2 separate regions of the Mus musculus genome follow, and region 2 is linked to region 1. Evidence: chromatin loops called from intact Hi-C (ENCODE). Cell type or tissue: left cerebral cortex. All regions are shown on one strand.

Region 1 (2,500 bases):
AAAAGTCATGGGTGTGGAGAGGGAGTGGCAGAGTAAGTGGGTCAGGGTCTTCTGTGGCCCAGGCTGGCCTTGAACTCCTGATTTTACTCCAGCCTCCCCAGCACTGGGATCTCAGGCAAGACCACCACACTCAACAGCTGTTTTGTTTTTGAGCTGGTTTCAAATAGCTCATACTGACCTTGAACTCCCCATGAGGCTGGCCTTGAATTCTTCCTGCCCCCAAATCCCAAATGCGGAGAGTACCAGAATTACCACAGTGGGGATTAAGACAACCCCCAGAAGACAGGGTTTCAATGCACAGCCCTGACAGGCCTGGGATCTGTAACCCTTCCTCTGCTCACCAGCAAAGGCTAGGCCAGTTTCAAATTTCAACTAAATTTCTCTTGGAGACTACATTGCACTGTGCAGTTTTATCAGTTTATTTCTTCTCTCTCCCCTCCCCCTCCCCCCCACCCCTTGGTTTCTCAGTGTAGCCCTGGCTGTCCTGGAACTCACTCTTGTAGACCAGGCTGGCCTCAAACTAAGAAATGCGCCTGCCTCTGCCTCTCATGAGCTGAGATTAAAGGCATGAGCCACCACTGCCCAGCTTATTTCTATTCTCTAAAACGATTTAAAAAAGCTAGCTCAATTATAGAAAGTACACATGTAAATTTTAAATGTCAATATTGCATAAACAATGGAAATTTGACTGCTACTCAGGAAAGGCAGCCTATTATTTTTGGAGTAACAAATTTGGTCACTTTAGGAACTAAGTCCTGGGACTGCAAAGATGACTCAGGTTCACAGCTCTGGCTCTTCCAGAGGACTTTAGTTCAATTCCGAGCACCCACAAGGTAGCTTGCGACTGTAACTCCGACTGGAATCTAACATCCTTACACAGACATACAGGCAGGCAAAACACCAATGCACATAAAATGAAAATTAATTAAAAAAATTCAATCCCAGGGTGGAGAGATGAAACCTTCTGCAGAGGAGCCCCCAAGTTAGGTGGCCCACAACCAGCGGCTCCAGGAACCCAGCGGCCGCCCTCTCTGGCTTCTGCAGTCAAACCCCGTACCAAGGAACTAGCGAGTTCCAAACCAGTCAGAGATACAAAGGGAGAGGTGAGATCCTGTTTGAAGAAACCTCCAAACCTAAGACACACCCAAAGAAAAGCACTACCCCCACCACCATCAACAACAAAATGTTTGAATGATCTGGGCCGTCCAGTTCCTTTCTGGAACCAAAACCAGCTAATATTGATATTGACGTTTATCACTTAACCCCTCTCCCTGATTTCGAAATGAAGTCTGTTCCACTCAGCCGAATTTAAGGAGAGGTGTGAGGGAATGAAGGCGGTGTGCGTGGGGGCTGGGGAAGAAGGAGTTGAAAGGGGCGGGGTGCGGCGGGGTACAGAGGCAAATGTAGATCGCTGCTACATTGAGTTTGGGACCGGGACCAGGTATCGAGGCCCGGGCTCCCAGACCCAAAGAAAGCAGGAAGAAACGCAGCAAAGAGGGAGGGAAGCCGACAGAAACCGGAATGCCCACGGGAACAAACTCAACAGTGACCAGCTGGAATCCACCGCGGACCATAGGAGGCAAGGCGCCTGGCGCGAGGGGCCAATAGGAGGACGAGCCGAAAGAGGGGCGCTGCAAGGCCAACCCGAGGACCAGCAAGACTGGGGGCGGGGCCTCTGGGACGAAGCCAATGACTGGGAGAGCGGCCTGGGACGCGTGGCCAATGGCAGGGCGAGCTGGGTTGGGGCGTGGCCCCTGGTTTGAAGCCAATGGCAGGGAGTACAGCTTGGGCGAGGCCAGTGGGAGCTCGAGGGTGGGGGAGGAGCCAGACCCGGAAGACAGTGGGGGCGGGGAGCCGCGATGACAACCTGTCAAGTCCACTTCGGGACGAACTAGGTCACGCGCTTCTTGTAGCTCCGGCGCCCCCGCCCCGCGAGGCCCTGCGGGTGGCCCCGGGGCCGGGCCGCACCGCTTCCTCTTCCTGCCCGCGGGGGTGGGGGCGGGGCGGACACCTGCCGTTCGCCGGCCCGCTCCAGCCTTCGGGCTGCCGAAGGTCTCCTAGCCTTCGGGCCAGTGCCCGCCGATCCTCCGGGAGCCAGGTCCGCGATCTCCGGCGCCCGCCGTGGGCTCGGGAAAGCGCACAGCGCACTACTTGTCGCGGAGGGATCCGGCCCCTGAGTTACCTGTTCTCCACTCGGAGCTGACCTCGGTCCAAGGGCCCGCAAGTCCGCCTCACCGAGAAGTAATACAGGTTCGGATCCGCGCCGCCGACCTCACAATGGCGCGGGCGTCCAGCCACTGTCACGCAGCATCCCGTGCGATTATTCGCCCAGAGCCTCACTGCTTAGGGGACCACGGCGGGGCCCTTCTCCCTCTCGCTCATTCAGAAGATGAGAACGTCCCCGCACGACACAACGACGCTGTTTTAACAATACCCAACTAACTCTGCTCTTCCAAACTGCACACACTTAAAGGTGACATGGCCACAGACGCTGGGTTGC
Region 2 (2,500 bases), 71 kb after region 1:
AGGAGTCAGGTTGGCTTGGGGGAATGTCTGTGGAGATTGTCAGGTGAATGTGGATGGCGCCATTTCCTATGCTCAATCCAAACTACCCAGTAGGCAGTCGAGTGCAGGCTCTCTCTCTCTCTCTCTCTCTCTCTCCCTCTCCCTCTCCCTCTCCCTCTCCCTCTCCCTCTCCCTCTCCCTCTCCCTCTCCCTCTCCCTCTCCCTCTCCCTCTCCCTCTCTCCCTCTCTCTCTCCCCCTCTGTTAAGCCACAGTCCCACTATATATTTTTGGCTAGCTTGGAACTCTCTACATAGGCCAGGTTGGCCTGGAACTCACAGCAATCCACCTGCCTCTGCATCCTGAGTGTTGGGTGGTCCACCAGACTTGGCCTCCCTTTTCTAGGAAGGGTGATTGGAGGCTGATTTGGAGCATCTCATCACCTGCAGCTGATTCTAGGCGTCACTGATACACAGAGACACTCAGTGGGAAAGCTTGGGTTTGAACCAGATCATTTTCCCTCTTCCCATGAGAGCATAGAAGAGAAGGCAGGTCCTCACTATTAGCATCTTAGTGACAGATACTAAATCCAGATGCCCATAGCTTCTGAGAGCTCGTGGCAGTGTTCAGGTAGGCAAATATTTAAGAACATCTAGACTTAGGGCTGTTAAAAGGAATATTAACATTGAAATAGAACTATAAACTGAATTTTAAAAACAAAGAGAAAAATGTAGACAAAAATCACTCTAAGGGATCACTATTTAATTTCAGAAATGTTCTTATATTTTATAACTTGGTATTTTGCATACCTACACGCAAGCATACTCATGTGTATATATGCCATTCTCTCTCTCTCTTAGATTTGGCATCTAAGGCTATGAAAAAATAACATTTATATACAGGGCTCAGAGCTCCAGTTCTACATTGGAAGTTAAAAAAAAATCACACTCTGACAGCATGCTCTGTCTTTGGCACTCTGGTAAGAAAACCAAGGCTGCCTGCCAAGGCTATGGAACCCCATGAAAATGGCTTCATCTAGCCAGTTTGGATGTCTGAGGGGCTTGGCTGCCAGGATGCAAGGTGTGTGGGCTGTGGCAACAGAAGGAGCCCACCATGCTCTTCCTCAACTGCTGCATGTGGCCTCTGTTAGAGAAACTTAAAAAAAATGGTTGGTTGAGTCAAAATCTTATGTAGCCCAGGCTGACTTCCAGTTTACTCCATGGCCAAGAACGACCTATTGCCTCAACATCTTGAGTGCTGGGATTGTAGACATGCCCAGTTTATGCCCTGCTGGAGATGAAACCCATGTCCTCTTGCAAGCTAGTGGCATCAGAATATTGGGGTATCTTTGAGAGTGAAGCCTTCCTTGAGGAGCCAGGGTCCTGGAATATTACTAGCCACCAAAGCTTCTGTGAACCAGACCTGGGCTTTAGGGTCCTCTCTCACTCCAGAAGAATGACAATTACAGCCCATGGATGGTGAGATTTGTTTGTTTGTCGAAATTTTTATTATAGATTCTTAGGTAGGAGTTTAAAAGAGAGAGACAGGGCTACAAAGATAGCTCAGAGGCTAAGAGCATTGGCTGCTCTTAAATAAAGAGGACTCAAGTTTGTTTCCCAGCACTCACATGGAAGCCCACAACCATCTATGACTCTAGTCCCAAGGGGTCTAATCCTGCTTCTGGACTTTGCAGGCATCAGACATGAATATAGCACACGTCCATATATGCAGGCAAAACATTCATCCTCATATCGTAAAATTTGAAAGAAAAAGAGGGAGAGAGAGTCATGCTATGTAAGTGAGAGATAGAGGTCAAACGACCACATGGCAAGGAGGGGAGTTTGTGAGAAAGATCAGGAAAGCCCAGGGAGGCAGAGAAACACACTCTGGTCAGCGTTTGAAAGACAAAGCAGAAGAAAAGCAAAAGCATAAGAATTCAAAAAAGTGGGAGGACCCAACAGAACCCCAGGCAGCTCACAGAGACTGCATCAGGGGCAGGAGGAATTCTGGGAAGGAAAAGTACATCATCTCATTAAAGGGATAATGATCCTGCTTTCCTGCTTAACACACTTCAGGTGAACCTACCTTCGCAGAGTGGTCTCTTAGCTAGGACCTGCTTTACTGGAATGCAGGTCTCTATTCAGGACACAGAGTTGACTCTCTTAACCAGAAGGAAACAGTTTCTTAATGGCTTATAGTGTTACTATGATACTAAGTAAGTATTATACCAACTGACCTACATCCCCACACTGCTTTTGTTGTTTTTGCTATAGAGTTTCACATAGCACAGACTGGCCACTAACTCACCATGCTTCTGAAGACAGACTTCCAACTCCGGATCCTCCTGCCTCGCCTCTCAAGTGTTGGGATTACAGTTGTGCTCTGCCACTTGGGGCTCTAATCAGAGCTTACTTTGTTATTTATTTTTGAGACAGGGTTTCACTGTCTGGGATTAAAGGTGCAGACTACCATAGGCATTGTGCTTCTTTGTTTGTTCATTTATCCTTGCAGGACGAAGGTGGA

Evidence for each region. Hi-C counts contacts between places; a loop is a spot of excess contacts. Peaks named below come from ENCODE experiments on the same cell type or tissue, not always from the same donor. Only the 100,000 strongest peaks of a DNase experiment are listed, where the experiment ranks them.
Region 2: a loop joins it to region 1, with 2.6 times the contacts of the local background. A loop is called at or near these places in 3 of 42 quality-filtered maps.

The regions. Positions count from the first base shown.
Region 1 is chr5:25,527,973-25,530,472 of GRCm38, forward strand. 1700096K18Rik (RIKEN cDNA 1700096K18 gene) reads left to right here and starts at 2,046. Exons shown (of 1, transcript NR_027388.1): 1 at 2,046-2,500. In left cerebral cortex, a CTCF peak has its summit at 1,553; DNase peaks (open chromatin) are centred at 1,164 and 1,737; H3K4me3 peaks cover 1,637 bases; H3K27ac peaks cover 1,739 bases.
Region 2 is chr5:25,598,596-25,601,095 of GRCm38, forward strand. No RefSeq gene overlaps it. Among named protein-coding and RNA genes, the nearest start is that of Gm42235, 15 kb to the right of the region's middle. In left cerebral cortex, no CTCF peak of the experiment used is centred here; a DNase peak (open chromatin) is centred at 981.